Regions from separate parts of the Homo sapiens genome. Here regions 1, 2, 3, 4, 5 and 6 are each linked to region 7. Evidence: chromatin contacts called from ENCODE Hi-C data. All regions are on one chromosome and are shown on one strand. The core of a region is the stretch at or near the end of the contact, and the rest is flanking DNA. Distances in the headings are between cores, read along the strand shown. Region 1 holds the start of BLOC1S5-TXNDC5 (BLOC1S5-TXNDC5 readthrough (NMD candidate)). Region 2 holds the start of CDYL (chromodomain Y like). Region 3 overlaps LYRM4 (LYR motif containing 4). Region 4 overlaps BLOC1S5-TXNDC5 (BLOC1S5-TXNDC5 readthrough (NMD candidate)). Region 5 holds the start of TXNDC5 (thioredoxin domain containing 5). Region 6 overlaps FARS2 (phenylalanyl-tRNA synthetase 2, mitochondrial). Region 7 holds the start of LY86 (lymphocyte antigen 86).

Region 1 (3,231 bases), core at 606-3,105, 1.5 Mb after region 7:
GTTTCACCTTGAATAACTGGTCTGTGATCCAAAAGCCTTGAATGAATTTCTCCAAGATCTATAAAGATAAAATGAAATTCAGGGTTAATCCATGCTAAATGGCATAATCTCTAGCTTGTTTTACTCTCTCCCTTCCCCACTAAGAGATGAAGGTTAAAATCCAGTTTAGACTATGGACTAAGAAGAAATCTCATCCACTGCCAGTGGATGTGTACACTGATACAACTACTTTTGAGAACAATCTTTCAGTATTCAATAAAGTTGCAGACATGTATACCTAGCATTTTCATGCCTAGGTATGTACCCTGGAAAACTCTTGCACAAATGAGTAAGGCCATTTATACATATTTATTACAGCATAGGTGTAATATCAAAAGAAAAAACGCAAAACACCTTAACCATACTCATACAATGGAATTCTATCAATCACCAAGTAAAAATAAATACATCAGAGTTACACTTATCAACATAAATATAAAAAATAATACGTATTTTATAATAAATATAATAAAAAAGCAAGTTTCAGAAGGATTAAAGCAATTTACATAAAACTTTAAAATATTCAAAATATTTCCTTTTGGGATATAGACAGAAGCAACAAAACTATAAAGAAATGCACAAGAATAATAAACACCAAATTCTGGATAGTGGCTACCTTGAGACGAGGGAGGGGAACTAGTGCAATTAGAGCAAGACACAGTGGGGCTTTTAGTAATTTATTTATTAAGGTGGGTGGTGAATGTTCATTGTAAGTCTCTTTTTCATAAGTCTGAAAAAGTCATTAAGAAAAGGTCTGAATTTAAGTCTTTTGGTGAGTCAGTTTATTATTCTTCTTAGTTACAACTATGTAGTTTAAAATGTAAGTCTCAAAATTCCTTGAGAAATTAAATCTAAGACAATGTATTATTCATATTCATTCACTGGCAATGTTCCCCAAATTTTTCATTTTTGCAGACATACGATGGGCAGGTTTCAATTCTCTATTTTAATGAATTTTATTAGTACATATCTTCTTAAGCATGTCAAGTAGAAAAAATAATACAAGCACTGTATATAAGCACTTTATATCTGGTATATATAAAGCACTACAACTCAACTGTCAAAGACTTTCACGCAGCAAACAGCGTTGTGAGCTTTAGGAGTCAAACCTAAAGCAGATTCTGTGAGAATCTAGGTTGTAACCTTCTCCCAGCTCAAAGCACACAGAACACATGGACATTTCTGAACGTGAATGGTTCTTTACAGTGCTATAGAGCGCCTTCGTAAGTGTATCTCACTTACTCCTCGCACGACCAGGAACAGATCGGGTAGGAGAGTGAGTAAAGCCAGTGACCCGAAGTCACTCAACTCCTAAGCGACTGCCTCCCGCCTCCCAGGTCCAATGCCCTTTCCACTACACGTCGGTGGCGAGGCTGCCCAAAGGCTCTGCGCCCAGGGGTCCTGAGCTTGCGGAATGGACGGGGGCGGGCCTGATGGCTCAGGCTGCGACAGAGGAAAGCGGGGAAACACGAAGAGTTGGGCTGGTTGGTTGTGGTGGGACGCATTTGGCGCGGGGAAAAAGGCGGGGACCGACCACGACTCCCCCACCCGCACAAACGCACGCGCGCCAGCCCGGGACCCGGGGGTCGGCCCGGGTCAGAGGGCGCCGCCTGGGAGATGAGGCTGTGCTGGGATCCACCAGGAACTATAGCCCTGACACTCCGTACCCTTGATAATGAGGTGCGCTGAGCCCGCAGTCCCCAGGGAGTCCCTCTTCTTGCTGCCACCGCCCGGGGCGGCCTCACAACCCACAGGGGTCTCTGTCCCTCCGCCACTCATCCCGACCAGTTCCGCCCACCCGCGGCCACGCTGCGCCTGCGCAAACCCGGCCGCCCTCTTACAAGGCGCGCCCGGGTTTTTTTTGTGTGTGTGTCATTACAGGGCGCCGGAGAAATTTAATCTACCCAGCGGGCGGTTCCGGAAAGGCGCCTGCCGTGTAGTCAGGCTGTGAACTGGCAGAAGCTCTTGCCGCCATGCTGGATCAGGGCGGATGCTGCTAGAATAGGAAGGTGCTTGAACTTTGGAGCTAAACTCAGAGCCCTGGTTATTTGGCTCAAAGCTGGTGCATTCCAGTACAGTTGTCCTCCCATATCTGCTGAGAATACATTCCAAGACCCCCAGTAGATTCCTGAAACTGCATATAGTACTGAACCATGTATATACTATGTTTTTTCCTGTATATACATATGATAAAGTTTATAAATTAGGCACAGTAAGAGATGAACAATTAGAACAATTTAATAAAAGTTATGTGAATGTAGTCTCTCTCCCAAAATATCTTATTGTACCGTCCTGCGGGTAATGAAACCACAGAAAGTGAAACCTCAGATAAGGGGGGACTACTGTATAGCAAAGCCAATTAGCTGGGGGCTGTTTCCCTACTATGCCATGAGTGTGGCTGACTATTCCTGCCTTTCTTTTTAGACACCTGTTTCCTAGAATGCTTCTCTTGCTCCCTCTTTCTGTTCAAGTCAGTAAACTCACGTTGTATAATAAAGAATTTGACTGGACTTTGACTCTGGTTCCTGGGAGGTACCCTCAATCCTTAGAATTTCCCAAGTGATAGAAGTGTCTTTGTTATTCATGGTGGGCCTCTGGAAATACACCTGAGTTTATGCTAATGAGATGGCTCATGGAGGGCCCAAGATGATTTCAGAATGGAGGCTGGCCACACCAGAAGGGCCGGCCAACCATGAGGGCTTAGGCTTTGAGTCACATAAGCAGGCCCACCTCTGGGGAGCAGATTGGGGCTGGAGACTGAGTTCAGCCATGTGGCCAGTGATTTAACCAACTATGCCTACATAATGGAACCCCAGTGAGTACTCTGGATGTGGAAGCTCAGGTGAGCTTACTGGTCGATAATCATTCATCAAAGTGTCAGGAGGGGGAAGCGTTCCTGAGGACACGTAAGCTTCTATTTGGGAAATCTCCCACATCTCGCCCTATACATCTCTTCATTTGGCTGGTCCTGATATGTGTCCTTTATAATAAAACTGTAATAGCAAGGAAAGCACTTTCTTGAGTTCTATGAGTCATTCTGTGAAACCTGAGGGAGTAAAGCGAATAGCAATGAAACATCATGTGTAGAGAGAAGCTGCGTGGGTGAGAACTGAGGCACCCTAGCAGACAGTGCTCAGGCCCTGGGCATATGACAGAGACAGCTGGTCAGAAGTGCAGGTGGCCTGGGAACCC
Region 2 (3,125 bases), core at 93-2,592, 1.8 Mb before region 7:
GAATAGGGCTTTAGGAAGAAAACTGGTGGGAGGAGCCTTGTGGCTCCAAGGTAGGTTAGGAACTGGAGCGAGATGGAGCACGGAGGAGTGAGGCGGCCCGAAGGATGCCCGGGGAGACATGGAGGAACTGGCGAGGGCTTCCCGATGCAGGGCCTGGGGGAGAGGGTGAACTAATGCCTCTGCAGTGCCCCGTGGGGAAGTTCCGCATACTCGGCCAGAGTGATCGGAGTTGGCGGCTGTCTGGGGGAGTTGGGTCAGGAAGCCCCTTCTTTCGCCACCGATGGGGCACGTCCAGGGCCCGGCAGGTGTGCCCTGGCAGTAGATCTTCCCTGGGAAGTGGAGCGCGGGCCAGCCCTCGCTGTTCTGAGCGAGGGCCTGTCGTGTAGTCCACACCGTTCCGCGAAAGGAACCACCATTGACAGCCTCGTTCGATTAGAACCCGGACCTCCCTGGAATCCAGACTCGGTCCCTTCCCAGCTGCGCTTCGGAGGAGGCGGACGCTCCGAGAGGAACCCAGAGGCCTGGCGTGGGGGGAGCTGCGGGCAGAGCGGAGGCAGCCGCGCCCTCGCGCCGCCCTCCGCCGCGCCCGGCTCCCGCCCCCCGGATCCCACCCCCGGCCTGCCGCGGAGCCAGCGTGCCAGCCGGAGCTCGCCGGGCCACCCCGCGGGGCGCGCGGCCCGGGCTCCGGGTCTTGGCGGCGGCCGGTGGGGCGGGCATGGGGTGGGGTGGGTGCTCCACCTGGCCACGCCGCCGGCCCTTCGCGGGCTGGCCCGGCCCCGGACGGGCGGGCGCACGGAGGCCGCCTCTTGGGCTCCTCCTGGAGGGAGGCGCGCGGTAGACGGCGCGGCCGCTGCCGTCGGGGCGGTGGGCTCCAGACGCGGGCCGGCTCGCTCGCATGGTTCCCTGCCCCATCTCGGGTCCGTCGCTGCCCGTCCTGGTGTGCACAACCGCGCTGCGCCTCGAACCTCGAGGTCCAGGTCCCGCCTGCCCTGGGCCGGGCCGCAAGCGCCCACGTCGAGGCGGGCTGGGGGGCGGTGCCGCGGGCCAGGCCGACCCCGCAAGCGGGACTGGGGAAGTCGGAGCCCCGCCCACCACCCCGCCCCCCGCGCTCGCGGCCCCGCCCCCGACTGCCCCGCTCCTCCCCTTCCTGCCGGCTCGCTCCCGGCCCCGCCGGCCGCCCGCCTCGGCCCCGAGCGGAGCCCACTGCTCCCCTCGGCTGCCCCGCCCCGCCGCCGCCCCGCCCCTCCCGCGCGGGCGGCCCGAAAACCCGGAGCGCGGGAGCGCGGCTCCGCAGGGCCGGGCGGCCGCACTGGGCATGCTCAGTAGCCGGGGCAGGTTTTTTGGTCGCAAGTAGGAAGCTTTCTGCACTACACCGGAGAGGGGAGCCGCGATCCGGCCGCGCCGCCCGCACGCCGCCGCGCCCGCCCCAGCCCGCCCGGCCCCGCGGCGGGGCGCGATGAGCCCGAGCGCGAGCCGGCCCGCCGGGGAGTGAGCGCGGGGCGCCCAGGGCGCGTTGCGTAGCTGCTCCTGCGCACAACCCCGCCGCGCCGCCGGCCCGCACTGGCCGCGGAGTGCAAGAGGCTCGTCCGTGCCCAGCGCCCGGCCGGCCGCGGGAGCAGGAAGCGCAGGCCACGCAGGACCCAACTGAAACAAAGTGTCGGCCGCCCGGCGCCGGCGCCCGCCCCGACCCTGCCCCTCCCGCCCGCAACTCCGCCGCCCACCATGGCTTCCGAGGAGCTGTACGAGGTACCTCCCCTCCCCCCGGCCTCGGGCCGCCCCCCGCCCGCCGCCCCTCCCGGCCCGGCCGCGCCGCCCGACGGCCCCGCTCGCCGCCCGCGCCCGCCGCGTCCCCTCCCCCGCCGCGGCCGCAGTTTGCTGGACGGGAAATGTGTGTGAGGGGAGCCCGAGCCTCCGTTCCGAGGGGCCCCGGCCGGGGGGTCCTGAAGTTGCCGGGCGTGGGGTGGGGGGGGGGGTCCCAGCCGTGGGGAAGTGGTGCTGACACAAGTGACTTGCTCGGACTGAGCTCAAAGTGCTCTTGGCGTGGGTCGTGGAAGTGGTGCCTCCGTTGCCGCTCGGCGGGGACCGTGGGCGGTACGGGGGGTGGGGTGTGGGGGGGTTTCTGGATCATTTGATAAAGCATTTGGGAGAGGGTTTTGCCCCTGGTCGGGGGGTGGCGGGGAGAAGACCGGTGCAAACGCTTTCGACTTTGCTGTTCGCCAAAGCGATGCAAAATCTCGCACCGAAAATGCTAAACGTTGACCACATGCTTTAATTAGGTTAGCATTGTGGCCAGAGCCAGGAAATTTAAATTTAACGCTGATACACCGTCATTCATTTGCGCCGCAGCGTTGCAAATGAGAAGGGCATAGCCAGAACTGTAAGTTCTGGTCGATGGGTTTAAACCAGCTTCAAGTTTGAGAGTTACCAATTTGGATCTTTAGACATGTTTTGTATGTCTCCATGTAACTTCTTTTGACGTATTTCAAAGTAGACTTCCTGGGAGTACAGAAGTTTGGAAGGCTTTCTGTTCTTCTGGATAAATGATTCTCTTGTTTCACATGTATTTATAAATAAGTTCCTAAGAGACTTAAAACTTGCGAAGACTCTCTAGACTCACCTTTATGATGCGTTTAGGGACCTGGGTGTTGAGGGACTTAAGGAAGCATCTGTAACAAGTAGAGCCCTGTGGCCCCAGGGATCCTTTCAGTTGTCTTCTCTTATGGGCGTATTATTGCTGTTGGCATAGAATAGAGCTTTGTTGTCTGCGATGTTAGTCTTCTAGCAACTTTTTTGTTGCTTTTTAAGAGCAAGTGTTTGCAGAAGTTCTCAGGAGGAAGCTGCCATCTGTAGAATTAAGGGTAAGGTTGTTGCTTCTCCTTACATTGTATGTGGTCAGTATACCTTAGCTGGTACTGAAAATGTTCCATTCTTTTCAACCATTTTACACATTAGCTGTGCCCCGCTGTATTCAGGATACTATTTTAGGTCATTTGGGGATGTAAAAGAAGAAAAATCTCCCTGTTCTCAGGAGCTTTCCTTCTAGGAAGGAAAGTGTTGTGTGTCTGGAAGACACAGAAATGGAGGCTAGGATGTTTGAGGTTGAGGTCTTCCAGGTGAAGTCTGTA
Region 3 (3,302 bases), core at 367-2,866, 1.4 Mb before region 7:
CCTTCTGTCTCCAATATTCTCTTAGGCTACCCTTGAGCTAGCCCAAGTTTCTAACCTCTGTATGAGCACATTCATGTATGTTCTCGAGATTTGTAGGGCTAATGAATCACGAAGTCTGAATCAGTCATACAATAAGAGTTCTAAGAACAAATACCTGCATTAAAGATGCCACACTTTAAAAAGTTAAACATGATGTGTAAAATTACAATCCTTTTCTTTTCTATGAATGATATCCTACATTAACACATTTGAAATTCAACTAAATTATGCTTTTGAACAGTTAATGAGTACCCCAGTGATCAATATTTCATATTTTCAACTTTTTTCATTTACAAATTCTTTGATTGAGTACTATATGCTAATCACCTTTCATAAAACAGTCCATTGCTCTGAGTGTACGGCTCATGTTTAAATATGTATGCAGAAGAGAAATCCATTTGATAAAAAGATATGTCCTGAATTAATGCGGTGGGTTTTAAAATATAGCCGTAACCTGCTTTAAGGCAGGTTAGACATAGAGTTGCTTTCAATAGGAAGCTGTGCTGGAGACAACAGGCAGATTCCTGGCAGTATGGGTTGCTGTGGTATGAAAAGATCTGTGAAGTGACACTGGAAACTATAGACTGGGGGGCTTTGTTTCGAGGCCTGGGGTAAATGCAGGTCCAAGGAGGAAGCTTCCATTTTGTCCTGAGCCCCAGGATTCTGTGAGAACTGCAACCCAGTGTGCAAAGTGCAGAAAGCTGCCTCCTCTTCGCTCTCTCAGTTCTCTTTTGTTGTCAGACCTGATGTTTTCCTTAGTAGATTCTCTGGAAACATTCTCTGTTTTTTTTTAAGTTAGGGCAAAGAAAAAATAAAGAGTCTTTCACAATCAGCTGTTGGTGTTTAGAGCTTACAACGCATTTTGCAGTGAATGCTCTACAGAGTATCAAAAAATTCATTAAAATTTCACCTGCACAGAGAAAACACAACTAATTTTACCCCTACAGGGCATCAGCTGTGTTACTAAGGACAGTGTCACCTTTAAAGTCAATTCCTGTGGTTGAAATGAGGACTATATGCATCTGTCCTGCTTCCGGCTCCAACCAGAAGTGGTAATGAGGAGAGACAGACGGATGCACAATGATAGTCTTCACAAAAGCTCGAGTTTCAAAATGAAAGGGGAGAGTACTCAGCGCGTCGCATCCTGTTTGGTGTCACTAGGACCTTTCTTCTCAGAGGAAGGAGGCTATTTATAAACTTAATGGTTACTTCAAGGAGGGCAGGCAGAAAAATAAATCTTTAGCTTCAGATTTCTTAAATCTTCTCTTGGTCACTGTTTATTTTGTCTAATTTTCTATAACTTTTATTTAGTCTTTACACTTATAATTGGTAACTGGAAGGTCCCCAATACTAAATTAAGGTGTGTATATATAAACATATATTATCCCCCCTCTCTTTTGAACAGATGTTGTCATGCTTAGGACAAGTTTAAATTCTAACAAACGTCGAGAAAGGCTGAGAATATAAAAGATAAGCAAGGCTTAACGTCAAAATTGAAGCTCTCTTTCAGTTTTATACAGCTAATCATTAAAGTTCTGCTCCTCAGCCAATTCAGCTTAGACACATCACACACGTAATTAATGCACAAAATGCTGCCATTCATGTGCAGATGAAGGAAGGATGCGGTCTATTTATTGAGCGCCTAGATTCTCAGTTACAAGAATTCTTTGCAAATATGATTTAAAGTAAGTAGTATTTAAAGAAGCAATGGCATTCCAGACCCCAATGTGGAAATTTCTGGGGATAAACATAAATGTGCAATCTTAAATAATGCCTTGTTTTATGAGTTCTGGGTCTTTCAAAGAGGGGCTCAGAGCCAGTGCATAGACAAGAGCATAAACCCAGATCTCATGGTATGCTTTTAAAACATTATGAAGCAATATTTCAATATCTAATTTCACATTAAAATGGGAAATCTGGAAACACAAGGACTTCATTCCCACCTCCGTTTGGAACAGCTGTCCTTTAAAACGTAGAGGCCTTCTAGTCAGCCACAGCGCCCTCCACTGGCACTTCTACACATGCCAGCCTCATCCTTCACTTTCCTGCTCGACCTGTGGATTCAAGAGGGAATAGGACACAGGTGGAGTTCTAGGCCCTTATCCTTGAACTGGATTGAGGAAGGGATGGGAGAGGAGAATTAAAGAAGAAAATCAGGAAAAACCATTTCCTGAGGTTTCCAGGATAAAGGGCCAGTGGAATACTAAGGAGAGGGGGCCTGTGGTGGTTTTAAAACAGGGTCACACATTTTGTGACACCCCTGCCATTGAGAATCGGGGGTCTATGTTCCCACACTTTGAATCTGAGCCTGTGACTCCTTTGACCAAAAAAATATGGCAGAAATGAAACTACATATTTCCAAGGCTGTTTCACAAAAGGCCACACAGCTCTGCTCTGTCCTCCAGAACACTCTCCTCTGCAGTTCTGCCCACCAAGTAGGAAGTCGCACTGCTCTGAGGCTACCACGATGTGAGGAAGCCCCGGCCACACAGACATTCTGCTCTACAGCTGCTGCTGATCCTGGCCTAGGCACCAGACCTGTCTCCGGGTGATTCCAAACCCCAGCCATTTGAGTACACCCAGTGTTACAGTCTTCCCAGCTATGGCTGATAGCATGTGCACTATCAGCATTCCCGGCCCAGATAATCTGTGAGTTATAACAAAAATGGTGGTTGTATTACGCTATTAATTTTTTTTTTTTTTTGAGACAGAGTCTCGCTCTATTGCCCAGGCTGGAGTGCAGTGGCGTGATCTCAGCTCACTGTAACCTCTGCCTCCCGGGTTCAAACTATACTTCTGCCTCAGCCTCCCAAGTGGCTGGGACTACAAGCATGTGCCACCATGCCTGGCTAATTTTTGTATTTTTAGTAGAGATGGGGTTTCACCATATTAGCCAGGCTGGTCTTGAACTCCTGACCTCATGATCCACCCGCCTCAGCCTCCCAAAGTGCTGGGATTACAGGCATGAGCCACCGTGCCTGGCCTACGCTATTAAATTTTAAGGTGGTAGAAACAGATTGTTGGTATACTAAGGCCTACGGAATACTAAGAAATTATCTGAAATGGCTTCTTTGGTGCTACCAGTGATACTGTCTGTTAGCCTTTGCTGGGTTCTAAGCTTTACCTGAGATAATCAAATTGAGTACTCACCTGTCTGCTGTCCGTTCCTCCCCTCCTCAGGAACCAATGGGAAGGAGGTTTCCTGGGCAGTTTTCATAGACTGCACCCTGATGAGCAGTGTGGTTTAGAAATAAGTCTTGGCT
Region 4 (3,142 bases), core at 586-3,085, 1.4 Mb after region 7:
GTCCACGGATCTTAATAAAGGCATAATCCCACAGGTCCTCTCTCTCTCTCGCTCTCCCCTCTCTCCCTTACTCCCCACTCCCTCTCCCTGGTTGAGCTCTCTGACACCCCTGGACTTTTCCTTAGCCTCCTGTTGGCAGCTCTGACCTTTCCGGGATCTGTAAGTTATACAGTTCTTCTGTTTCAGCCATTTTGGTTTCATTCCCTCATTTTGTCTCACTTGATGGACACAGGTGAACCTAGCTCCCCCACCCCACGCTGTTAGGGCTCTCCCAGAGAGTGGCTTCTTGGTTTTTGGCGTGTGTGTGTGTGTGTGTGTGTGTGTGTGTGTGTGTGCCGCAGTCTCGCTCTGTCACCCAGGCTGGAGTGCAGCGGCGCGATCTCGGCTCACTGCAGCCTCCGCCTCCCGGGTTCACGCCATTCTCCTGCCTCAGCCTCCCGAGTAGCTGGGACTACAGGCGCCCGCCACCACGCCCGGCTAAATTTTTGTGTTTTTGGTAGAGACGGGTTTTCACCGTGTTAGCCAGGATGGTCTGGATCTCTTGACCTCGTGATCCGCCCACCTCGGCCTCCCAAAGTGCTGGAATTACAGGTGTGAGCCACCGCGCCCGGCCAGGTTTTGGCCACTCTCAAAAGTGGAGACCTCAAAACCAAATTAGAAAGAACCACGGCGATGGAACTCACGACACAGGGTAACGGGATAAAGAGAGAAAGGGAGACACTTCAACATCCCTGTATTAGCCTTGACGGCTCAATTCATCAAAAAATACAGATTGAATATATAAGAAATACATATAAAAATGAAAAATATAATTAAAAGTACACATTATTTCATCATAACTTAAAAAATTAAAAGCTAATTAAAAATTTTTGGTTAAAAAGCTATTTAGAAAATGTTTAAAAACTCAATAAGTGGTTAAAGGAGAAAATTAACACTATAGTTACAATTATTTAGAAAAAATATGAGAAAATGTAAGTAAAATTATAGGAGACAAATTTTGCTCCTTGAGGCAAAGATTTTCACAGATTTCCCAAAAATAACATAAAAATCACTTACCATAAAAGAAAAATTTGATAAATTGGACTTCATCAAAATTAAAAACTTTTGCTCTTCAAAATAAACTGTTTTTTGGGGAGCTGAAGGAAATGTGCATTATCTTGATTGTGATGATGGCTTCAATGGTGTATACATGTCAAAACTCATCAAATTGTACACCTTAAACATATGTAATTTATTGTGGTCAACTATGTGTCAATAAAGTTGCAATGAAGAATTGGAAATAAAGAATTGGCAACTAAATACTTTTTTTTTTTTTTGAGACAGGGTCTCGCGCGGTCACCCAGGCTGGAGTGCAGTGATGCCATCATGGCTCACTGCAACCTCTGCCTCCCGGCTCAATTGATCCTCCCCTTCAAACTCCCCAATAGCTGGGACTACAGGTACTTGCCACCATGCCTGGCTAAATTTTGCTCAGTACAACTTTTTAAAACATGAACTAATTGTTGAGAAAATTAAAAGGCAAGCCATCAACCAGGAGAAAATATTTGTAATTAATGAGTCTGGCAAAGCACTTAAATTTAGAAAATATAAATAACTCTTACTATTCAACGATGGAACAAACAACACACAACCACACAGCCCATAAACTAAAGAGATCGGCACTACCCCCCGAAATGTACAAATGACCAAAAATAACATGAAAAGATGCTCACTATCTTTAGTCATCAGAGAAATGCAACTTAAAACCACAAAGAGATACCATTATACCGAACCGAGAACAGCTAAAAATAAAAAGACTACTAATAATCTCATTTATATACAGAATCTAAAACAAAAACCAACTCATAGAAACAGAGAGGAGAATGGTGGTTGGCAGGAGTTGTGGGTGGGGAAATGGGGAGATGTTGGTCAAAGGGTACAGAGTTTCACTTACAAAATGAGTAAGTTGGCCAGGTGCAGTGGCTCACACCTGCAATCCCAGCACTTTGGGAGGCCAAGGCAGGCAGATCACCTGAAACCAGGAGTTCAAGATCAGCCTGACCAACATGGTGAAACCCCATCTCTACTAAAAATACAAAAATTAGCTGGGTATAGTGGTGCACGCCTGTAATCCCAGCTACGTGGGAGGCTGAGGCAGAGAATCGCTTGAACCCAGGAGGCGAAGGTTGCAGTGAGCCAAGATCACAAGATCACGTCACTGCACTCCAGTGACTCTATCCCAAAAAAACAAAGCAAGTTCTAGAGACCTAATGTACAGCACAGTAACTGTAGTTAATAATAATGCATTATATGCCCGTAATTTGCTAAGAGAGGAGGTCTTAAGTATTCTCACTGCACGAGCACGCACGCACACACACACCCCCAAAAAGGTAACTATCTGAGGTGATGAATATGTTAATTAGCTTGTGATAATCATTTCACAATGTATACATGTATCAAAAATCATGTTGTACAACTTGAATTATATAATTTTTTATAAATTATACCTCAATAAAGTTAAAAAAACAAGGTTCAAGTTATAAAACATAGATATGTATAAGGATGTGAATATGTATATAAGCAATCAATATAGGAAAAATACATATACACAAATATATGCACATATACATTTCCTATTGAAAAGATGATGGCACCACATCCCTCTGTCTTGTCAAGGCAGTGCTTAGTTAAGAACACACCCCATCTACCACCAGGCAATTCAGTAAAAACAATGAGTGCTTTGTTTTTATGATGAGAAGGTAATGTATATAGTCTGCCACAATAATTTTCTGCTGTCTGCTTTTTTCATACTTAACAACTACTCTGATAACTCTTTCTAGAACATTCTCAGAATTAGCTCTAACCAAGCTCTAGCCCAAATGCCACTTTTACCTCTCAAATAAACTGCTTTTCCTACAGCCTGGACATCAAAAAAGTCCAAATAAGTGACCAAGAAATGGAAGAACACTTTTGAGTGACTGAGGAAGGGAAGAAATTAAATGAGCCAAGTCAGAACTCTCTGTAGGGTGAAGGTGAATGGGAAGCGTTGGGAAAAATCATTAGCACTTTTATGAAATGTATACATTTAAGATTATTTGTTGTTTTTGCCAGACTCCTTCCAGGCAAAGCATACATTTATAAATGTTTAAGTGTATTTTTTTTA
Region 5 (3,385 bases), core at 731-3,230, 1.3 Mb after region 7:
AGGCTGGGTAACAGAGCAAGATCCCATCTCTAAAATAAATAAATAATGAAGAAAGAAAAAAGAAAACCCATCGACAGATGTATTCCACTGAAATAGGCTCCAATTAAGTAGTACACTTAATTGAAATAGTTGCTGAGAATACTCCCGAACAAAGAGAAACTGTTAATACTGCCTGATTGTTTTATGTTACAAAGTAATTTCTAAACCATTGGAGTTGTAAAAATTCGAGTCAGTTGGTTCTTAGGAATGTGAAACATAATGTACTTCATATACACATTGTTAATAAACCCACAGTGGCCCTAAAAGTTGATTTAACTCCAAATGAACTGAAACGCAGTAATAGCCTGAATACAAGGTTAAGAGAAAAACGTTTCTCCCAGTTTGAAAGGTACAATTTCTGAACTGGCCATTTTTCTTAGGGTACCTTTTCTCTATGCCTCCCTACATCCCTTTCCCAAGTGAGCCTCTACTGAGCTCTGGGGAAGAATACCAAGTTCTGCAACAAGAACCTGCAGGCTATTCCAACCTCTCAAAGGTCTTGTGTCCTAAAATTATGGCTTTCTGCTCTGGCCTGTGGTCACTTCCCTTCCTCGGGGCATCCCGGCACTGGCAGGAAAGCTGTGCACATGCTTGTGTGAATGACAGGAAGCTCTTCCGTGGGATGAGTGCCAGGGTAGGGTCTCTCAGGTCAGCAGCGAGGCCCACACCAAAGCCTCGCCCAGAGAACCAAAGCAAGAGGGACCATCTGCTCAACGGAGGGGCTTTTCCGATCTCACACATAACAAGTGACCTGGACCCGAGAGAGCAGCAGGGAGGTGACAGGACAGCCTGGAGTTGAGGACCAGTGGGCTCCGTTCAGAGATTACATCCACCCTGAGCTGCAGGGGGGCGGAGGGGTTCCAGAATTCGCACTACCTTGGTCTTCCCGGGGTAGCTCAGCAACCCTCCTCTGCCCGGACCACTCCTTCCTATCCCACAAAAGACGCACAAAGTGGGAAACCACACCTTCCTGGGTTCTATTTTTCAGTTAAAGCCTCTGGAAGGGGACGTGCCCGCAGTCTGTCCCAGCCGACCCCGGTGGCCGCGGCAGCAGCAAGGCCGCTCTGGTGAGTGCACGTGGCCCACGGGCAGGCCGCGCGTCCGGCCGGCACAGGAAGTTTGGGGCGCTGGGCAGGGACCGCGGGGTGACATTTGGACTCCCGGCTGCCCGAAAGGGCGACGACCCCACCTTCCCCTCCCTCGGTGCCGAGGTGCAAGAGGCGGTTGAATTCAGGAGCGCGGCGCAGGGCGGGCTTTTCCCGGCTGTCCCCTAGGGGTCCGCCCCCTCCTCCCGCACCGCCCCGGCCGCCGAGCGCCACGTCAGCCGCCAGTGCCCGGCCCGCTGAGCTCACGCCTCCCGACCCGGAGCCCCAAGCCCTCGGTCCCCTGCAGTCCCCGGCTCCCGGCCCCGAGCCGCGGCGCCCGCGCCCCCCGCTCCCCGCCAGCCGGAGCCCCGAACCCGCAGGGTCCCCGCGCTCCCGGCCCCGCGCCCCCAGTATTACACCCCGCACCCCTGAGCCCCGAGCCCCGCGCCCGTAGCACGCACGCCGCAGACCAGAGCCGTCGGCGTCCACGTGGCCCCGGGACCCCCCGCCCGCGGCGCCCAAGCGCCCCACGCCCCGCGAAGCGCCAAGTGCGGGGCAGGGCGCCGGCCTGCGCGGCGTTACCAGGGCGCGAAGAACATGACGAAGTGCGCGGCGCTCTGGATCCCGTGCGTGAACATGTCGGCCGTGTACAGGTGCTTGCTGTGCGGGTCCTGTCCGTCCTCGCCGTCTGCCGCGGGGGGCCCGTCCGCCGCCGCCGCCGCCGCCTCCTGGGCCCGGGCGCCCCAGCGCCCGCCGCCGCCATGGCCCAGCAGCAGCAGCAGCAGCGCAGTCAGGGCCGCCGGCCGGGCCAGCAGCGGGAGGAGGCGTCCTGGGCGCGCGGGCATCGCGGCGGGGCTGGGCGCGCTCTCGCCGCGGCCTCCGGTCCCCTCGCAGCGCCCGCCCCGCGCCCCGCCCCGGAGAGGCCGCGCCCCTTCCTCTCCCCGCCCGCCCGCGCCGGCGCGCGACCGCTACCCGCCCGAGCCCCGGCTCCGCGCACCGGCAGGGAAGGGCTGGAGCGAGGGACCGAGTCTGGGAGAGCCTTCCGAGTCCGGCCTCCTGCCTTCCCGCCATGGGACGGCTCGCCCCAATCCCGCGAGGCTCCTGCGCCTCCGCAACCCAGGCCCGCACCCCTTTCCCCAGGGGCCCGCTCTGCTCAGAGCGGCGGTGAACACACGAAGTAACGATGAGGCCAGCGGGAAGCCACGGAGGGGCAGGTCAGCCTCGGCTAATCTCAGCTCACACAAGCACCCCGCGATTTCAGGCCAAAGGAAGGAGAGAGCTGCTGTCAGCAGAATATAGGAAATCGGGCAAAAGACGGTGGGGTTTGCACCTGAATTAGTTAGATTCTTGGCCAGAGCTCAACTGTGATTCTCGACCTGGGCTCAGAGGGGTGATGAAACCCGCTTCCCAAGTGAACCCCTTGCTGGTTACCCCTGCCCGGCCTCAACTCAGGGATGAAGAGGAAAGAAAGTCAAAGCGGCCTCTTCTAGACAAGAAGGCACCTAGCAGGACTGACTGGGGTCCTACTGTGCCCTCATTTATGCCGGTTACTAAAATGAATGACAGCACGCCTGCTATGGCTGAACTCAGCCTGTGGAATGGCCCGAAGGCATCCCTGCCCAGCGACTCATAACTCGCACCTGCACACACACCTTACAGCAGATGGTAATCGAAAGCTCCAGCCCTACCCCGGGGATCTGAAGCTAAATTAGAATCACCGGGTTGCTCTCCGGGATCCTGCCTGCTCTTTGATTATCCTCAATCCAGGAAGCCCCAGGTAGTTAACTCCTGGCTTGGCAACAGGGGACGCGCCCACTGTCTCACCTGTCATTATTCTGCTCCCGCCTTAGGCCCAGCCACTTATGAACCTTTAACCATGGGTTGCCAAACACCAAAACCATCAATCTCCCTCCAAAGTCTGTTCTTCCAGCCACTTAAGCTTGAAACATGGGAGGCATCTTGTATTGCTCGCTCTTTTCCCGTGTGTCTCAAAATTCAACCGCATTTCCTGTAACCATGATTTCCTTCCAGCATTCTCAGTGTTCATACCCTGAACGGAGACTAAGCCTGGCCTATTGCAGTAGCTTTCTAAGAGTCTCTTTCATTCACATGGCTGGAAAATTAATTTTCCTAAAGCCTGCCTTTGACCAAGACAGTTTGCTGCTTAAACTTGGACCAAAACGCCACCACTGTCCCCATGGCCTTGGCCGATGGGGTGAAATAGTCATGCCTGGGGCAGCCATTCAAGGCCTTCCGTGATG
Region 6 (3,275 bases), core at 734-3,233, 1.3 Mb before region 7:
CTTTTTTACTGTTTTAATGGAGTTATGGCAGTGAAATTAGAAAACTAAAAGATTTTGGGAACAGTCAATAATTAAGCAATACTGTTTATTTTGGTCTTACTTGAAATAGATGGACAGGGAGGAGAAAGAGACTTGTGTCTCTTATGGCCCTCTAGCTTCATACCTATCCCATTTCATCTGAGTAGCCTTGATGACCATTTTGCAGATAAGGACATCGTGATTTTTTAAGAGGTTGAATGAATTTGCTAGTCAAGATGCAGTCAGAATTTGAGCCCAGGACTGTTTCTTTCAAAACTCCTTTATTTTGCTGGAGTGTGCTGCTTCTTCCAGTTTGAAATGACTGAACTGTAATGACCAGCTAGATTATAAAACATGAAGTGGGAAAGTTGTGGTTATTTTCTGACTTACTTATTTTGAGCAATGCTATCATATTAAGTAGATATTTTAGATAGTATGGACATGTCTGAGGAACCTCCTACCTTGCCGGACACTGAGGATTTATTCACCTTGAGCAGAGGCAGGCAGGTGTCTTTCTGAATTGGTGGTGGCTGAGTATAATTGAGTTTCCTACACTTTAAAAACTGTACTCCGGCCACTGTTTTGATTCTCTTGTTTGACTGGCCTGTTTGTATTTTGGGCAGTCGCTAGCCAGGTGTTAGACCTATAATTTACCATGTAATTCTCTATTGACTTGAGCTCTGCCGTTGTGCACTTTGTACATCATCTACCATCTACTGCATCATCCCTGTTTGCTTCAGGCTCTCCCAGTGTGACTCATCATTAAATATCCAGTTGGAACCTCAACCTCTTCCAGGAATGCCTCCTCTGGCATCCTCTACATGTGCTGTTCTTCCTCCTAAACCTCCAAGGGACTTGATGCCTGTCCTCTTGTTAATCATATGCTCTTTTGGAAATGTATTTATGTTTCCCTATGAATATGGTGGCCCTCTGGCTTCATACATTTAAAATGTTTGTGGTCAGGGATGATGATGATTTAAACAACAGTATTTTGGAAAGTAGGACTTTTTTTAAAAGTCCTCTCGCATTATCACTTAGTGTACAGCAACTATTGTAGTAAAACTACTTGGCAGTGTAGCGGTAAAATAGTTTAATCACAGTGGTACAAAGGGTGCAGGGAGTATGGCACTCGTACATTGTTGATGGGAGTCCTAACTGGCGCACTCCCTCTTAGGAGATCCATTTGGCCCTATCTGTTAAAATGTAAAACGCACAAACCATTTGACTAGCAATTCAGCTTTCAGAAATTTATTCTAAAAATGCTTGCTTCTGTATGAAAAGACATAAGTATTTCCTTTATAGAGTTACTGATTTTAGCAAAATATTGGAAACAAATGTTCATCAGTAAGGAAACAGCTAAGTAAACATGGGCTTTTGTATGATGGAATACTTGGCACCATTGAAAAGAATGAGGTAGATCGCTATGCACTACTGTACTGCTGTGGAAGGTCATGAGTATTAATTCTTACCAGACAAGAAGAGGTGCACAGCAGTTTGCTAATGTTTGTTTGAAAATCAAGTGTGGTGGAAGATGGGCATGTATACTTATACATACAAGATGATGATGTAAATTGTGAAATATGTAATAGTTTTGGGGATTTAGTTTAAAAATTATGATTTTATTCTCCTCTGTAATATTTCCCCATTTGTCTTTAACATAAAATAATTATAAATCACTTAATATCAGGAAAACAATCCAAAAATATTATCTCTCCAGGAATAAAAATATTATTCTGTCAAAATGTGTAGTCTTGGCATATCAGCCATGTTTATCTTGGGGCAGTGTAGAACAACTGCTTCCCAGCTCCATGTGTAGGCAAGCCCTGTTTTGAGAAGCAAAGCTTTCTATCCATAAATTAAGGTTGGGATCTGATATTTTGATGGTTTCTATGATGGTTTGATGGTTTCTTTTAAGTTGATGAAACTGAATTTGGCTTCTAAGGTGTGTCACCATCTCTTGACATTTGACCTGTGAAAGCATTAGTTCCCTGACAGCGTATGACTGTACTCTAGAAAGGTGTTGTCTGAATTTTTACTTCCCAATCAGTATTCTCACTTCAGGATTTTCATTGCTTTAAGTGACTCTTGTATTTACAAAGCCCATATCCGTTTCAATTCTGCTCCCATCTGATTCTTTGTGATCTGTTTAGCAGCCCAGGCCTGAAAGAGGAACAAACAGAGAGGGAAATGAGAATAAGAAATGAATTAAGTGCCAGGGAGGGACCCAGAGTTAACTGTACAGGCGCTTTATATTGATGTTTCTTCTTCAGTATTGAAAGCTTACTATATTGATGGACTCTTTTTCATCTTGGTATCTTGCACTTACATATTGATGTTATTTGTTTTTTTACCAATATTGAAATGTAGAATTGATTAGTTAGACTTATCATTCAGATAGAAACTGTTTCAAGCTCTTTTTTTGGGAACAAATATTCTTAGGTGAATATTAACATGTTATTGAGCAATTAGCAATTAGTTGTAATGTAAATCAGTTTTCTGTAATACTTTATCACTGCTGTTTGGTGAAATCAAGTTTTATTGGATGATTCAGTGTGTAAGAGTGTCATAAATGAGTTTTTCACTATTACTGGAGATTTAAGTTTTTGGAGAAATTGTGTGACCAGTAATCAAAAGGTATAAAACATTTAGCCAATTGGAAAGTGAAAAATTATTAACATTTGATATGTAAACATAGGCCTCATTTTAATTTAGTCATATTGTCAAGTAGCAGGACGATATGTGTAGTAGATAGTGATACCTGTGCTTTTAATTCCGTTCTTTTTGTACGTCTGAGTTGGATATTTTGCTTTGTATAGAGGGGAAGAGAGAGGAATAGATTTTATTGTTAAGCCTGTGCTGAATCTGAGGTGCCTCCCCACTTGCCCACTGTCTTTCTAGTGCAGACTCAGAGGAGCAGTGGACCTGTTTCTTCAGCACAGAGCTCTCTTAAGACTTAATAGGAAAATTTGCAGAGGTATAAATCTAGTGGAACCATTAATTCTCAGCTGGATTTTTTCCTATTGTGTTTTATTTTTATTTTTCAGATACTAAAAGTATCTGACAAATAAACTGAAAGGTAAGATTGGCTTTTGGTAAAAACAGAAAGGAGAAAAAAAAAACCTTAGTTCTAAATATATCACTTCAGGGTTATAAAATAAGACAGCCTTTTTTTCTGGAAGAACAGAGACATGGCAGTCTGATGGATTTTAAAAGTCTCGGTGACTTTATTTTATACCCATATAAACTAGAAGCTATGA
Region 7 (2,965 bases), core at 38-2,537:
TAGGTCTTGAGTAGCCCAGAATTTGCATCTCTAACAAGCCCCCAGTGGAAGCTGAGGCTGTCATCTTCCCAGGCCGCACTTTGAGAACTGCTGTTGAAAGCCATCATCACTGAACTTATTTGCAGAGGTACCTAAAAATAATCAATCCACAACTGTTCCTTCTCCAAATGACCACTCTCTGATGTCTATCAAGAAATCCAAATTATTTACCAATTAATTTATTGGTAATTATGTTCCACCTATTTCAAAAAAAGTTTTGAGCTAACTCTAATTTTTGCTTAGCCATCAGCAGAAATAGTAAATTTACCTAGTGCATTCAGAAAAATGCTGTTCCTCCCAGGGAAAATAGTGTTTTCTATTGCTCCTGAAATCTGCTGACCTTGGCACTGACTCTGGTCCTCTTACATTAAGGTGAAGCTGGGGCGGGGTTGAGGAATCAAGACTGAGAAACCTTGCTGTCCTGCAGCAGAATAGAGATACATGGAAGAAGGAAGACAGAATCTTGGCTTTGAAGAGAAAGTGAGATGTGATGTCAATGATCCCACTAACACCAAAACCAGCAAACCAGCCTCCTTAAGGGTGGCCCCACCTCCCCACCCTTCCTACTTTTTCTACCAAGCCAAACCCAGAAATAGAACACGGCTCACTTCTCAGGGCTATTGCCTCTGCCTCATCTCCAGAGACCACATCTGCAGCTCCCAAAACAAGGTCTGTTCTGCAGCTGGACAATTCACTGCTAAAATCCCAAACCTAAGAGCAGAGCCAAAGCCAGAGGAGAGGAAAGTGACAATAGGGCCAAAGCCTCATTCCAGATTCCAAATGTCATTCTGTAGCCCTCGTGCTATCAACTGCTGCCTGCTGGCTGCAGCCAGGTCCCTGGGTCCATACACAGCCTGCATCAAGAGCCTGCAGAGACTCGGGGGCTGGAGATGGGAAACAGATGGTGGCCTGCGCTTTGTCTTTCCCAAGTTTACAGCCTCACCTGGGGGTGGAGGCTGTTCTGAGGGGCCCCCAAGAGGTAAGTTCACGCATCACTACTGACCCTCTCCCTGTGAAAGCAGAAAGTCAGCACGCATCCTACCCCAGACCAGACCAGCCACACCTGTAGATTCAAGGTCCTGGGGGAACAGTATTCAAATGCCTCTGCTCTCAGCCTTTTACTTCTGACTGTGGTTCCCAGCGAGTCTAAAATTTGAGAAGTGAAACTGAACATCCAACTGCCTTGGTGAGGGGAGAGGAAGAAATTTTACAGGCTTTTTATTGGCCGGTTATTTTTCTGTGTGTCCCATACAGGCCCCCACCATGAAGGGTTTCACAGCCACTCTCTTCCTCTGGACTCTGATTTTTCCCAGCTGCAGTGGAGGCGGCGGTGGGAAAGCCTGGCCCACACACGTGGTCTGTAGCGACAGCGGCTTGGAAGTGCTCTACCAGAGTTGCGGTAAGCCCTTGCAGTACACCCATGTGTGTTTATGGGGAAAGCAAGGCCCACAGATGTGAGCCGCTAGTGCTCAGTTGGAGTTGGGGTGGGAGGGGAGAGGGGACCAGCAGCTGAACACTTTCTCCACCTGCAGCAGGTCTGGGAGGGCCACTGGGAGCTTTTGGAAGAAGGAGCGGTGGGGCCAGGACTGGGAGCGGAAGAGAATGGCAGAACAACAAAGAGTACAAGAAAGAGAAATTGAATCTAAATATAGCCATTTACTAACACCACAGAACCCAAAAAAGAACAAAATGATCAGTGAGTCTACCAAATCATCAAACCTCACCAGCTGAAAATTAGGAAAAGCAGCTTCCAGTAGGCCCTTCCTCAACACCGTACACCTGGGCTACCTTTCCATCTGATGTACTTTGCAAGTGAAGTGAAAAGATCACTTCTGCCCAAAGAGAAGATTCCTGTCCCTCTCTGGACACTTTCAGAGCTTTCACTGCAGCAGTAGCTCTCATGAATTCAGCAAGCACTTCGCATGCAGCTATCAATGCCAGGGTTTCTCAGTGCTAGAGATAATAAAAGTGCATATGCCAGGCCTGTCACCCCAGCGGGCCAACCCAATACGCCAACAGATAATTGCAATTCAGTGAAGAGAATGCAGTGAACTGTGGTAAGAAGTGTCAGAACCAACCAATCGGGCTGTGTCTTAGTCAGCTAGGGCTGCCATAACAAACCACCACAGGCTGGGGACTTAAATAACAGATTTATTTCCTCACAGCTCTGGAAGCTGGGCTGGTTTCTCCTGAGACCTCTCTTCTTTGCTTCTAGGTGGCATCTTCTCCCTGTCTCCTCATGTGCTCTTCCCTCTGTGTACATCTGTGTCCTCATCTCCTCTTCTTATAAGTACACAATCATATCAGATTAGGGCCCACCTCCATGGCCTCACTTTAGCTTAATCAGCTCTTTAAAGACCCTATCTCCAGCAGGGCATGATGGCTCACACCTGTAATCCCAGCACTTTGGGAGGCTGAGGAGGGTGAACCACTTGAGGTCAAGCATTCAAGACCAGCCTGACCAACATGGAAAAACCCTGTTTCTACTAAAAATATAAAATTAGCTGGGCATGGTGGCACGCGCCTGTAATCCCAGCTACTTGGGAGGCTGAGGCAGAATTGCTTGAACCCAGGAGGTGGAGGTTGCAGTGAGCCAAGATCGTGCCATTGTACTCCAGCCTGGGCAAGAGGAGCGAAACTCTGTCTTAAAAAAAAAAAAAAAAAAAAAAAAGACCCTATCTCCACATACAGTCACATTCTAAGATACCGTAGTCCCCCCCCAGTCTGCTAGGAATACGTTCCAAGACTCCCAGTGGATGCCTGAAATCATAGATCGTTTTGAACCCTACATATACTATGGTTTTTGGACCCAATAAATGAGACAGCTACTAAGTGACGGACAGGCCGGTAGTAGAGACAACATGGATATTCTAGACAATTCGTGTTCCTGGTGGGCTGGGCAGCACGAGATTTCATCATGCTACTC

What was found. A loop is a pair of places that touch in the nucleus more often than their neighbours do. Pooled maps may share reads with other maps.
Region 1: a loop to region 7 is called in a pooled map, with 11 times the contacts of the local background. The contact joins the promoter of BLOC1S5-TXNDC5 here to the promoter of LY86 in region 7. A Hi-C loop is called at or near these places in 3 of 37 single-sample maps with no recorded cell type and 7 of 50 pooled maps.
Region 2: a map of B cell shows a loop between it and region 7 (8-fold over the local background). The contact joins the promoter of CDYL here to the promoter of LY86 in region 7. A Hi-C loop is called at or near these places in 2 of 168 maps with a recorded cell type or tissue (B cell and OCI-LY7), 4 of 37 single-sample maps with no recorded cell type and 6 of 50 pooled maps.
Region 3: a pooled map shows a loop between it and region 7 (5-fold over the local background). The contact joins the enhancer-like site here to the promoter of LY86 in region 7. A Hi-C loop is called at or near these places in 2 of 50 pooled maps.
Region 4: a map with no recorded cell type shows a loop between it and region 7 (19-fold over the local background). The contact joins the enhancer-like site here to the promoter of LY86 in region 7. A Hi-C loop is called at or near these places in 4 of 37 single-sample maps with no recorded cell type and 4 of 50 pooled maps.
Region 5: a loop to region 7 is called in a map of OCI-LY7, with 5 times the contacts of the local background. The contact joins the promoter of TXNDC5 here to the promoter of LY86 in region 7. A Hi-C loop is called at or near these places in 1 of 168 maps with a recorded cell type or tissue (OCI-LY7), 6 of 37 single-sample maps with no recorded cell type and 5 of 50 pooled maps.
Region 6: a loop to region 7 is called in a map with no recorded cell type, with 6 times the contacts of the local background. The contact joins the enhancer-like site here to the promoter of LY86 in region 7. A Hi-C loop is called at or near these places in 2 of 37 single-sample maps with no recorded cell type and 2 of 50 pooled maps.

The regions. Positions count from the first base shown.
Region 1 is chr6:8,062,559-8,065,789 of GRCh38, forward strand. BLOC1S5-TXNDC5 (BLOC1S5-TXNDC5 readthrough (NMD candidate)) reads right to left here and starts at 1,856. Exons shown (of 13, transcript NR_037616.1): 1 at 1,707-1,856; 2 at 1-58. BLOC1S5 (biogenesis of lysosomal organelles complex 1 subunit 5) reads right to left here and starts at 1,831. Exons shown (of 5, transcript NM_201280.3): 1 at 1,707-1,831; 2 at 1-58. The coding sequence starts at 1,818. EEF1E1-BLOC1S5 (EEF1E1-BLOC1S5 readthrough (NMD candidate)) reads right to left here. Exons shown (of 7, transcript NR_037618.1): 4 at 1-58. RefSeq lists enhancers at 1,039-1,665, 1,275-1,464, 3,155-3,231.
Region 2 is chr6:4,775,062-4,778,186 of GRCh38, forward strand. CDYL (chromodomain Y like) reads left to right here and starts at 1,343. Exons shown (of 7, transcript NM_004824.4): 1 at 1,343-1,746. The coding sequence starts at 1,723. It overlaps CDYL-AS1 (CDYL antisense RNA 1), which reads right to left and starts at 365. Exons shown (of 2, transcript NR_183279.1): 1 at 211-365. RefSeq lists an enhancer at 34-687 and silencers at 495-1,124, 1,145-1,694.
Region 3 is chr6:5,173,340-5,176,641 of GRCh38, forward strand. All of the region lies in intron 2 of LYRM4 (LYR motif containing 4), which reads right to left. The region is part of intron 3 of LYRM4-AS1 (LYRM4 antisense RNA 1); the gene reads left to right. Among named protein-coding and RNA genes, the nearest start is that of MIR3691, 27 kb to the left of the region's middle. Within about 2 kb of position 1,617, at least 9 of the 41 ENCODE cell types and tissues checked have a DNase peak (open chromatin) inside an H3K27ac peak, as active enhancers do.
Region 4 is chr6:7,961,521-7,964,662 of GRCh38, forward strand. All of the region lies in intron 4 of BLOC1S5-TXNDC5 (BLOC1S5-TXNDC5 readthrough (NMD candidate)), which reads right to left. Among named protein-coding and RNA genes, the nearest start is that of TXNDC5, 52 kb to the left of the region's middle. RefSeq lists an enhancer at 2,162-2,211. Within about 2 kb of position 1,836, at least 3 of the 41 ENCODE cell types and tissues checked have a DNase peak (open chromatin) inside an H3K27ac peak, as active enhancers do.
Region 5 is chr6:7,908,808-7,912,192 of GRCh38, forward strand. TXNDC5 (thioredoxin domain containing 5) reads right to left here and starts at 1,981. Exons shown (of 10, transcript NM_030810.5): 1 at 1,707-1,981. The coding sequence starts at 1,969. All of the region lies in intron 4 of BLOC1S5-TXNDC5 (BLOC1S5-TXNDC5 readthrough (NMD candidate)), which reads right to left. RefSeq lists silencers at 1,056-1,145, 1,346-1,465, 1,836-2,265.
Region 6 is chr6:5,333,113-5,336,387 of GRCh38, forward strand. All of the region lies in intron 1 of FARS2 (phenylalanyl-tRNA synthetase 2, mitochondrial), which reads left to right. Among named protein-coding and RNA genes, the nearest start is that of FARS2, 73 kb to the left of the region's middle. Within about 2 kb of position 1,984, at least 2 of the 41 ENCODE cell types and tissues checked have a DNase peak (open chromatin) inside an H3K27ac peak, as active enhancers do.
Region 7 is chr6:6,587,433-6,590,397 of GRCh38, forward strand. It overlaps LY86 (lymphocyte antigen 86), which reads left to right and starts at 1,288. Exons shown (of 5, transcript NM_004271.4): 1 at 1,288-1,438. The coding sequence starts at 1,303. The region is part of intron 1 of LY86-AS1 (LY86 antisense RNA 1); the gene reads right to left.